Regions from separate parts of the Homo sapiens genome. Here region 1 is linked to region 2. Evidence: chromatin contacts called from ENCODE Hi-C or POLR2A ChIA-PET data. All regions are on one chromosome and are shown on one strand. The core of a region is the stretch at or near the end of the contact, and the rest is flanking DNA. Distances in the headings are between cores, read along the strand shown. Region 1 overlaps SMAD3 (SMAD family member 3). Region 2 has its middle 18 kb from the start of ANKDD1A.

Evidence for each region. A loop is a pair of places that touch in the nucleus more often than their neighbours do. ChIA-PET counts read pairs that join two places held with the same protein, here RNA polymerase II (POLR2A). Pooled maps may share reads with other maps.
Region 1: a map with no recorded cell type shows a loop between it and region 2 (7-fold over the local background). The contact joins two enhancer-like sites. A Hi-C loop is called at or near these places in 1 of 37 single-sample maps with no recorded cell type and 3 of 50 pooled maps. POLR2A ChIA-PET finds 5 or more read pairs at or near these places in 1 of 52 experiments (activated T-cell).

The regions. Positions count from the first base shown.
Region 1 is chr15:67,082,672-67,088,492 of GRCh38, reverse strand. The region is part of intron 1 of SMAD3 (SMAD family member 3); the gene reads right to left. Among named protein-coding and RNA genes, the nearest start is that of SMAD3, 20 kb to the right of the region's middle. RefSeq lists enhancers at 4,724-4,803, 5,274-5,393. Within about 2 kb of position 3,177, at least 10 of the 41 ENCODE cell types and tissues checked have a DNase peak (open chromatin) inside an H3K27ac peak, as active enhancers do.
Region 2 is chr15:64,891,075-64,897,063 of GRCh38, reverse strand. No RefSeq gene overlaps it. Among named protein-coding and RNA genes, the nearest start is that of ANKDD1A, 18 kb to the left of the region's middle. RefSeq lists enhancers at 1,668-2,266, 3,061-3,370, 3,521-3,630 and silencers at 2,381-2,430, 2,471-2,520. Within about 2 kb of position 2,248, at least 37 of the 41 ENCODE cell types and tissues checked have a DNase peak (open chromatin) inside an H3K27ac peak, as active enhancers do.

The DNA.
Region 1 (5,821 bases), core at 1,928-4,427, 2.2 Mb before region 2:
CAGCTTTGCTGCATTTGTGAGGTTTTCTCCCACAGCTTTTCTCGCCTGCCTCCCCCGCTTCCACGTGTTTTCACACTGGCAGATGCTCTCACCTAGCCTGGGCTGGATTCTCTGTCCCAGTGTTTCTATAGTGGGCTTCCCTAGGCCCCTGCCCACCCACCTCACCTCCTCCAACCCAACAAGTAAAGCTAAGACAAGAACAGTGAGATCCCAAGTCTATCGGGAAAGCCGTTTAGCATCAAGTAACCCTACTGTGCACCCATCTTCTGGGCCACGGGCTCCAGGGAGAATTAGTCCCAGGTTTGGGACTACAGAAAACCAACCCCAGACCAGAATTACACACAGCAGCACTTTATCACTCCTCCTGCGATAAAGGTGAGAGTAGGGGATAAACTAACAAATGTGTGACCCCTCTCCGCTCCAGCTCAAGGTTTTTATTTTTATTCTTCTAGTTGAGACGGAGTGATCACATCTGAGCTGTCAATCAGCTGGGCCATGTCAGTACAAGAACTCTGATCTAAACCATGGCTTCCAAAGGGCTTGGCTTGCTCCACCCATTTCAGGCAGGGCTGGCATCACAGCAAAAACAATTTCAAAGCACAGAGACCATAAACACAAAATTAAAAGGTAAAGTAAAAAGGGAGGAGATGTTTACTGGAAACTTAAGTTCTGCTGCCCAGAAAATATAAGTCTTTTTTTAAACACATGCACAAACACACACGTCTATATAATGCCTCTGCCACCTCCCCCACCACCTTAAGAAATGCATACTTTGCTCTATACAGGGCTTTCTTATCTGCTCCTGATTACACTCAGCTAGTGACCATGAAATCTGGAATAATCACCCGCCGGGAAAGGAAAGCCTTGGCCACAACCAGGGCCTAACAAAGCCAGCTCTGCATTTACTGATGATCACACAACTTGCTCACATGACAATCTTGAGTTTTCTGATGCACAGATAATCACTCCCATCCATACCTGAAATGCAGCCACAGCTGAGAGGGTGCCAGGTGCCTACTGAAACCAAGAACAATCCTATTACACGGTATCTTAGGGTCCAAAGAGAAAAGAGTTTCCAACTGAAACTATGCAGGAAACTCAGGTGGGCAGATGGTAATCATCAAAGCAGGGATCTGGCAAAGAACACCCCCCCACTTGCAGACAAAGAAAAAACCTAGAGGAAAGTGTATTCCTGAAAGCAGAGAATTTTCATGGGAGCAAGAACATGAAGTCATTCTTGCTGCCAGTGAGGTGCCAACTAAGGCTGCTTCCCAGAGACACTGACATCACGTTAGAAAGGAGAAGAGGCTGGTGCTGTGGCTCATGCCTGTAACCCCAGCACTCTGGGAGGCTGAGGTGGGCAGATCACCTGAAGTCAGGAGTTCAAGACCAATCTGGCCAACATAGTGAAACCCCATCTCTACTAAAAATTAGCCAGGTGTGGTGGCAGGCGCCTGTAATACCAGCTACTTGGGAGTCTGAGGCACGAGAATCGCTTGAACCTGGGAGGTGGAGGTTGTAGTGAGCTGAGATCGCACCACTGCACTCCAGCCTGGGCAACAAGAGCGAAACTCCGTCTCAGAAAAAAAAAAAAAAAAGGAGAAGATATGCAATGTGATAGTGGGACCCGAGTGACTTGCTTTTGCTTGCTCAGGTCCACGTTCCTTGATCCATGTGTCCCATTCCACTCTCCATGCTCTGTCTTCTGATCCTCACTGTGTGGCCAGGACATAGAAGGTCTTCACTGCTATCACGTGACACTATAGTTCCTGAGGGCAGGAACTATATTTTCCATTTCTAAGAGTGCCTTGACAGATTCCTCATTGAGCTGAGAAAATAGCAACCTACATCTGGCATGTGTCTACAACTGCATCTCAAACCTTGTTATTTGTAAAGCTTCTCATACCATCCCCCTTCATCTGTGAAAGCCCTCAAGGGCTTTCAGCACTGATATAGTCTCCCCTCCTAGGGCGCATTTCACACCAATTAAGGATCCACAAGCCCATCCCTTTACCTGAATGAGATATTCCAACTTAGCTGCCCCTTCCCAGTTTGACCTTTTCTGTTAATATTTTAATGCAGAGAGATGTGTCCCATCAGATTTCTTAGGCTGTAGATACTGATTCCCTTCAAGGGCTGTTTAGATGCTACTGCTGATGAAGTGGCAGGACAGGATGCTCTCAGCCAAAGACAGGGACACTCTCTCACCAAAGCAGCAGGGAGTAACACACACCCCTACAGCCTTCACAGCCCCTAGAATCCACCGGGGCAATGCCAAAGAACTGACACTAAGGTATGCTGGAGTTGGCTAAGGCCTCTAACTTAGTTTCATGAAAAAAGTGTGGGCATTTGTAAGGGCCTGTTTAATCCATTCCAGCTCCACCCCCCTGCACCACCCCCCACTTTGTACTGTGAGTTTCTGAGCAGAAATAACCAACTACAGATGGTTTCACTACTTCAAAGATGTTGAGAAACCACTGACCCAGAGATAGGAGGGAACTGGAACTCCAAACCTCAGGGCAACTACTCACCACCAGCACTTGTGGTGACCAAATCAACACACTTCCAGAACCTAGAGCTGTTCTCTGTGTATGTGTGTGTGTGTGTGTGTGTGTGTGTGTGTGCACGCTTTTTTTTTGACCAACCACTATCACTTTCCACCCAGAACAGATGCCTGTAACACTGAACACAGCTTTACATAAGCATCTATGGCTGTGATTCTCAATCCCGGCCACATACCGGAATCACCTAGGAAAGTTAAAAAACATGGATTTCCCCAGGCCGGCCTGTAGAAATTTGAAATTCACTGGTCTCCAGGGGTGGTCTGAGCATCAAAATTTTTAAAAGCAGCCATGGTTGAGAACCTTCCATGGTAACACCAACAACCAATTGCAAATCATGAGGAATCAAGAATCCTAGCCCTCACAGCCCACCCTGAACCCCAAACCTCTTTCCATCCTGTCCTCAACTGCAGGCCCCCATTTCTAGTCCAGAGTTGACTATACAGTGATTCTGAAACTATTCAAATGAGTAATAGAGTCATTTCTTTGAATGCAAGTGCAGGAATCAGAGTTTTTAAGGTGGAAGAAACTTTAAAATCCTGCTAAGCCAACACCTTCAGTTTATAGAAGAGGAAGCCAGGGGCCAGGGCAGAAAAGTGACTCACCCAAGGTCCTGAAGCTGGTTCACAATGAGGCAGACCTAGAACCCAGGCCTGCTGCCTCTAATTCTCTCTCCTCCACACCAGAGGAGCCCCTATGGTGACAGCCGCTGGACAAAAACGGTGACAAAGGATGGGTCAGTTGTTTACTGAGCCGTATGCTTTCAGAGGCCATCCTCTAAATGCTTCACCTCTGAAATGCTCAGTCTCCTCACTGGCCTTAAAACAACTGAGGGCAAATATAGCCAAGATAGTGCTTCTCTTTAAAGATTCCCGAGCATCCTAGTCGATCATAATCCTCAAAGAATATACTTTCCGGCTGTCTGAGGTTCATGAAAAAAGCCATTAGCACAGAGTCTAACCCAGGTTTGAAAGGGCACTCTGTTGAGCAGCAGGTCTGAGGGACTGAAGCCAGCAGTAGATTCTAGTTTCTTACGGATAAGAGAGAGCTGATTGTTGGTTTCCACATCTCTAACCAACCTGTGAACACGTTTCCCTTCCTTCCTGTATTTTTATGGCACTACGGTTGGAATGCAGCCGGTGCCTAGAAGCACAGAAAACCTGTGCTTCAGGCTAAATTTGAATTCCTCTTTGCCTGCAGACTGATTTCCCCTACCCTGGGAGTCGGTTCTCAGGGGAGGTCTCATTTCACCCTGGGACGCTCCATGAGGGCAGAGCTATGTGTGACCATCCTCATCAGCAACGCATTGCAGCTCCTGGACCACTGTGTCTGATGGCACCACCACCAACAAAAGAAGCTCAGTAAATATGTGATGAATTAAACAACAATGATAATACAATTAAATAGGTCATTAAGGAATGGTTCCCCTCTGAAGGCAGAGCATCAGATGAAAACTTAGATTTGTCCCCCAGGAAAATATATGCATTGAGAAAACAGCCAAAGGCAAGAAGCCAAGGAGAGTTCAGAGGGCTATCATGAAAATCTGAGACTGGCCAGGCACGGTGGCTCATGCCTGTAATCCCAGCACTTTGGGAGGCCGAGGCAGGCAGATCACGAGGTCAGGAGATGGAGACCATCCTGGCTAACACAAAGAAACCCCGTCTCTACTAAAAATACAAAAAAAAAAAATTAGCCAGGTGTGGTGGCAGACGCCTGTAGTGCCAGCTACTCGGGAGGCTGAGGCAGGAGAATAGCATGAACCCCGGAGGCAGAGCTTGCAGTGAGCCGAGATCGCATCACTGCACTCCAGCCTGGGCGACAGAGCGAGACTCCATCTCAAAAAAAAAAAAAAAAAAAAAAAGAAAAAAAAAGAAAATCTGAGAACGGATACACAGATTCTTTCAGATTCTCCCTTCAAGCTTGTCATTTTGTAGAAGAGAAGACCAACACCCAGGAAGTCAAGTTGACTTCCCCAAAGTCATAAAGCCCATCTCCACCAGCAAGAGAGGCCAAGGACCCTCAACCTCACCCAGAAAACAGGATGCTAAGATCACAGTTTCTTTGGGTCTCATTTTATTTGTTCACTTGCTAATTCAACACTTTTTAGAACCTGGGGGCTCCAGTAATCATGAACATCAGAGTAGGTTGTGTGAGGAGAAAGAAGAAGAAATGGCAAACATTCAATTTCAGATATTGTAGGGATGTTCAGGTATTGTCCAGAGAGCAGCTGGAGCTGAGGGGTCCCTAGCTCTGGAGAACTGCAGATCTGGAAGATATCCCCACATTGAAAGCACACGAAACCCAGGGAGAGCAGAAGTAGTTTGAACTGCAATTCTGACTCAGCCCAGCTGGGCAGAATGATGTCCAGCATATGGTTTGATTTTCTCATCGTTGAAGTTAAAGCAGATAGCAAAAAATAAAAATAAAAAAACACAGTGGCCAAAAGATGACATTTAAAAAGATCCCTGGATCAAAGCCTTTTTGTGAGTACTGTTATTTCATCCTCCTCCTAACGGTAACCACTTCCCACATGAACCCCAGTAAGGCAACCGTGCAGCCCACAAGAGAGATAGAAATATGACCACACTTCCCTCTTATAAACAGGCGATGGTAAACATCTGAGACCACTGGTCCACAGCCGTGGTTAAACAAAGGGTTGGGGGCACCCTGGCATGGCCGTCAGGGCCTCCGTCTCCCCAACAGGCTGACGCTCTATGAGTGGTGAACTTGGACCATTAACTTCAGAACTGAGGCAAACAGAACCAGCCTCGCACTGCGGCAACTTCGTCTGGTTTCATGCCCCGGCTCACCTGGCCACTGCTTCTGGAAACTGAAGAATTTTCCAGGAAAGTAGCTGTTGGTTCCAGGCCCATGCTCAAAGGCACCTCTCTCTGCTCCACCAGGACAAGACGGCAGGAAGACAACTTACGTATTTACTGGAGTGCCCACCCCATGCCAACCCTCACCTCTTGGATCAGTAGCAGTGATAGATTCTTTTTTTAAACAATCAGAGCAAAAACTGTAACTCTTTTAATCAAGCAAGAAAAACAAGAAGACCTCAAAAAACTAATTAACTCTGAGATGTTCCCTGGGGTTCCAAGTTATCCCAGCTCCTAGATCAATAGGAAAACAAAACACGAGGCCTTGGGACAGGCTCTGTTTTCTCTGAATTGGAATGAAAGGGCACTTGCACACTTGAAGTTAGTGATTAGCTCTTTGCGACTGAAGACTCAAGGGTATTCCCTATCTGCAGAAAGTTC
Region 2 (5,989 bases), core at 999-3,498:
CAGTCACCTATCTTCTTCAAGCCTCTCCTTCTGACACTGTGGTGTTCCTTACACATTGGAGGCCCTCATAAATGCTTTCTGAATAAGTCTGCCTGCAATATGCTTAACGCAGTGCCTGACCCAGAGAACATGCTCAGTAAAAGTCAACTATTTAAATCATCCCCATTTACAGATGAAGAAACTGAGACTCAGAAATGTAACTTGTCCAAGGCCTCAGGGCTGGGAAATGGTGGAGCCAGGTTCCCCTGTGCCCTGATCCATCAGTCCACCTCCCCTGCATGCTCCCCATTCTTCTCTGCCTCTGTGAAGCCAGCACAGATATGTCAGCCTCAGAGGGATGAATGGAGAAGCCAGAAACTCACACTCTGAGAACCCCTGAGGAGACAGGAGGTTCCTATCATCATGGGAGATACAAAGATGAATTAAAGTTTCAGCCGCTCAAAGGGCTGCCAGTCTGGAACTGGGAGCCACGGCGCCCGGAACAGAGTCTATCCCTACACAGAGGACCCAGCAAGCCTCAAGGGAGGGGCACCATCTGGGTTCCCAGTACACAATTGGCTCGTTGAATCACAAAGTTCACAAGAAATAGTGGCCACACAATCTGAATTTTAAAAGACAAGTCCAAGTTGCAAACATTTTCTCCTATTGTTATAATAGAGTATGAAGTGCCCCAAAGAATCCATTATTGTGGCACCTAAATGACCTCTCACAGCCAGGTGGATCACAAAAATCTATGTTATACCACACGTCCTAAGCTTGACTTGGGGAAAGAGGATCCCCATTATGCTAGACACACAGATGCCGGCTGCCCCCAGCCTCAGCCTCATGGGTGTATGCAGGTCCACACAGACTAATACCAGACAAGACAAAGGGTCACCCACTCTTGGGCTATTAGATGACATGGTGACTTGAGTTAGTGCCCCCTCCCCTTTCCAGCAGTGATCCTAACACCAGTGCTGGGCACTGTAAGGTCTGGAGGGGCCTTTGGTATCCCCAGAGAAAACAGACTGCCTTTGCATGCTTCTTGTCAGCATGAGAGGCAAGCCCTGGTCTAAGTGACACCGAGGTTGCAGCCAGGGTGTCTCTGACAGGGCTGCTGTCCTCAGATGTGAAGGCTTTGCTCCTCAGCCTCTTGCTACAGACCTCCCTCTCACATTAACTCCTGCCAGGACTTTTGGTTTCGGTTTCTGACAGCAGAAATAAGTTCTACCCTTTCCCTCTGTTGTCCTCCACACTTCCCCTCCTCCTACCCTACTTCCTTCACCCTTCTTCCTCCCACCCTAGTAGGAAATCCCCCCCCTGCCCCCACCCCCAGTCCCAGTCTGAGAGGGACAAAGAAGAAGAGAGGAATAGAGAAGGGACTGAGAAAGGGAGTTGCCAGAGACCTCGCTGCATCTTCGGGGCTTGGTGATCACTCACAAATCTGCAAATTGTGCCCTGTACAACTCAAGAGGACACCAGTCCTCTCAAGTCACCAAAATTTGCATATTTATTAGCACACTTTTCAGACAGATGGCAGTAAAGTGTCTTGAGAAGGAACAGTCTGAAGCTCTGGAGTGGGGTTAAAGGGCTGAATGCCTTTCGGCTCTCATCTCCTAGAAGCCCCAAGGCACCCCCAGTCCTTGAGCTGTAACCCACTTATCCCTCTTTGCTCAACTTCCCAGCTGGGCTAGAACCCCAGTGAGACTCTGGCTCAAAAGAGGCTCGCCAATCTAGGTCCATTTGTGGGGCCCCAAGCAAGTCTCTTCCTCACTAGGCCTCAGTTTCCCCATCTGTAATATGTAAAGAGAACAAAAGGATCTCTAAGCGGCCATCTATATTTAACAGCTGAGTCTGTGCAGAGGGTGCCTGGAGGCAGATGATTACAGTTGGGTTGCAGCCTCAGGGTCCCTATTTCTCTGAAGGAAGGAGGTTGTTGGTTGTTCCGTTGACTGAGAGCAGGGGTCAGAGAGGATTCTTTTGTTGAAGAATATCAAGAGGGGCTGTGTGACCTGGGGCGGCTCCTCTAACCTCTCTAAACCTGTTACCTCCCCTATGAAATAAAGGTGGTAATATTCACCTTGCAGGTGGCTGTGACGACTGAAGGGAGTACTGCATGCAAAAGTGCTGGCGTGGAGGAGGCGGCAGAAGAGGGCGGCGGCGGGGCACGGCAGCCACTGCCTGAGCTCAGGCTCCAGGGCAGGAAACCCACCTGACAGGCCACTCCTTCAGCTCGCCTCCCCCAGTGGGCTCCCTCCCCTCTCTCTGCAGGGCCACACCTCTGGGAGGATGCTCAGGGCTTGCACAGCGCTGAAGGAACCCCAAGGAGCCTACACCCCTTAGCCTGTCATGCCAGGCCCTCCCCTACCTACGCCCCGCGGCCACTCCCCACCCAGCCCCCCCGACCTGCTCGACACCCCCAAACAAGCCATGCACACCTCCCTGCCTTTGCCCAGGCTGCATCCTTTCCGGGTCACATGCCCTTCCCTCTCCCCCTCCTCAAGACAGCTAAATCCTGCTCATTGTTTAGGGCCCAGCTCAAATGTCACCTTCTGAGAGAAACCTTTCCCTGCCCTTCCAGTAAAGAAAATACTCATTCTTCCTGTTGCCTCCCTCAGCCCCGCATTCAGTCCCGTCAGGAGTGCAGCTGGGCTCCAGTCCGCCACATCCCCTCGCGGAGCCCCCAGTGCCTTATCTAGAAAATGGAGGTAAATCGTCCCTACTTGGGGGGCAGGACGAGTTCAATAAAATGGGACACGTCGGGCGTCTAAACATAGCGTGGGGCCCACAGTAGAGCCCGGCGAGTCCAACCAGTCAGCCTCGCACTGAGAGGGAAGCGCGCGCCAGGCCCCGTTTCCAGCCTCCTGTAAGTCCTCCCGGAAGACCAGTTCACAGCTCATTGGAAGATCAACCAGGATTGACAGGTTCCCAGCCCAATGGCTGGCCGAGCCCGAGAATGGCTCGGGAGCAGGTGGTCGGCCCCTTCCCCTCTCTGGGGCCTCTACCTGCGGAAGGCAGGGCGGGGGGCCTGGTTTCCACAAGCTGCCTGTGTCAGCCTGTGGGGCCGGCCGCCCCACTGATGACTCAGGTCTCCTCCCCACCCTTCCCCTTCAGGAAGAGGCCCTGTCATAATCGCAGTTGTACTACATAAAAATAGCTTCGTTTCACAGTGACATGAGCACAGCCCTTTCCACTGAGGGAAGAGGAAGGCAGTTTCCCCCTACGCGTTCCCCGGGTCCCTCTTCAAAAGCGGATCCTCGGGTGGGGGCTTCACACTTCTCAGCAATAGCTTCATCAGCGGCTTCCTCCCCGGCTTCGGCGCTGAAGGCTTTTTTTACCGCTTTGCGACCAGCTTCTCACCTTTTCTTATTTGGCCCTCACGTCAGAGACGGCAGGCAGCTGAGGTTGCTGTTCCCATTGTGCAGGTGTGGAAACCCAGGCCAGAAGAGGGGAGGTGACTGGCCTGAGGTCACACAGCAAGCTCGCGAGAGCCGAGTTGGGGGCCCTGACTCCTTCACCGAGTTCCTTACGCGCCTGCATAGGCCTCCTCCTAGGAAAGTACTGTGGCCACAGCCAGGGCACCAAGAAAAAGGAGAGGCGAGGAAGGCTGGACGGAACACAGATGTGAGGGGCAAGACATTCATGCAACAAACATTTGTCTGGCCGGGTGAGGTGGCTAACGGCTGTAATCCCAGGACTTTGGGAGACCAAGGCGGGCAGATCACCTGAGGTCAGGAGTTTGAGACCAGCCTGGCGAATATGGTGAAACCCCATCTGTACTAAAAATACAAAACAAATTAGCCAGGCGTCATGGCGCACGCCTGTAATCCCAGCTACTCGGGATTGGAACCCAATGACAAATTGGTGGTTTCCCTGTCAGTCAGGCCTGTTAGACTGAGAGCAGCCCCTCCAGGCCCAAGACTGATGAGTCTCAGCCATGAGGCCCAGCCTGGGGTGTGGGGGCCTTTGCTGCCCATTGAATCCCTGCAGTGCAGCCACTGAGGAAACCCTGCCTGGTCTTGTGGTCTCTGCTCTTCCCCCTCAAATCCACCCTCTACTATCAAAATGTAAGGCAGGTCAGAGGGCACAAGCTGGAAGCCTATAAATGGGTATCTTGTGGCACTAGAAAGAAAGGCACGCTGTGTTCCCAGCTGGGTGCCTGAATGCGTAGGAGTATGGGCAAGTGACTGTGTGTGTGCACATGGTTGTGTACAAACTTGGGGTGTGTGTGTCTTAGTCGGTTTTCTGTTATTTGTAACAGAGTACCTGAAACTGGGTAATTTATAAAGAAAAGGAATTCTTTCTTGCAGTGCTGGAGAATGAGAAGTCCAAGGTTGAAGGGCTGCACCTTGTGAGGTCCTTCTTGGTGGTGGGGACTCTGCGGAGTCCTGAGGCCCTGAAGGGCATCACATGGTGATGGGGTTGAGCATGTTAGCTCAGATCTCTCTTCCTCTTATTATAAAGCCAACAGTCCAATTCCCGTGATAACCCATTAATCCATGAACCCATTAATCCATTAATCCATGAATGAATTAATCTATTCATGAGGGCAGAGTCCTCATGGCCCAATCACCTCTTGAAGATCCCACTTTTCACTACTGCCACATTGGGGAATAAGTTTCAACATGAGTTTCAGAGGGGACAGATATTTAAACCTTAACTGTATGTCTGTGTTTGTGTGTGTGTTTGTGTGTGTGTGTGTGTGTGTGTGTGTGTGTGTGTGTGTAGCTGCTGTGGTTGTCAACTCAAAGTGAAAAAGCCCTCACTTCCTGTTAAGAATCAATTACAGCAGTTTTTATAGAAGCTCTAGCTCTCCCTGTGGGGATCACAGGAGCCTGGGAGGAGAGGTGGGAAGGCAGAGCAGGAAGAATGTCTTCCCTGAGCAGTGCTGGGAGCAAGATCAGGACTGCACATCCAAGACTCCAAGTTCATGTCCCACTGTGCTGTCAAGTCACTGCATGACATAAACAAGTCACTATACCTCTCTGGTTCCCTTTCTGTAAAAGCAGGAGGGAAGGTGAGACCAAATGATCCCTAACCCTTTCTCCTTTTTGGAGACTCAGATTAGTATCCAGAGTGCACTCTCCAGAGGGAGACACCAGGCATGTCGTCCACTCCACATTGGTCTAGCCCTTCCTAGACCACTGTGGAAACACCTAGACCCTTTCCTGAGGTTGTCTGGGGGAGGGGACAGGGAAGGAGTTTCCAGTAGGGAAGGGCTTAGTGGCAGCCAGCCTCCCACTCTCATCAGCAACTTCTTCTCCTCCACCATCCCACACTGCCCTGCTCCCTCCCAGTTCCCACATCCTTGACCAGAGGAGAAACACAAATTAGTTGCTCAGTAGGAAAAGGCAGGAGCCCCTGCCCCTTCTACCCATCCCATCTGCAATGGGAGAGGGGAAGTGGGGAAGAGGGCTGGGTTCACAGTCAAAACTGGCCTCCTCATTTTACAGATGAGCAAACCCACACCTAGAGAGAGGCATTGAGTACCCACTCAAGGGCATACAGCAAGACAGTGGGAGTGCCAGGATTGAACCCAGCGTCCTATAAGCCTTTCCATATCATCAGGCTGCCCCTCTGAGGAGGGTCTCTAACTAATTCCCACATCCACTGAGAACAGAACACAAGAGCAGGAACTGACTTTGCAGCAAGGGGACTTAGGCTGGACACCAGGAGGCACTTCCCCCTGGGCTTGGTCAACTCCAGGACAGGTAGCAAAGGAGTGCTCACCTCCTCCCAGCATGCCTTTAGAGTAAGATACCCTGAAATGCAATAGCTCCCTGTGGTTAGGAAGAAAGCTAGAGAGACCAGGCTTCCAGGCAAAGTTACTCTGCTGGGATGGAGGGAGGATCCAGGAGAAGGAAGAAAGCTACTATGGCCAAGGCCATCCTCAGTACTCACTCCCATTTCCCACCACAGCTGTGAGAGGATCCCATTTTACAGAAAAGAAAACTGAAGCCCAGAGAGGTAAATTACTTTCCCAAGGTAACACGGCTAGAAAGTAGTGAGA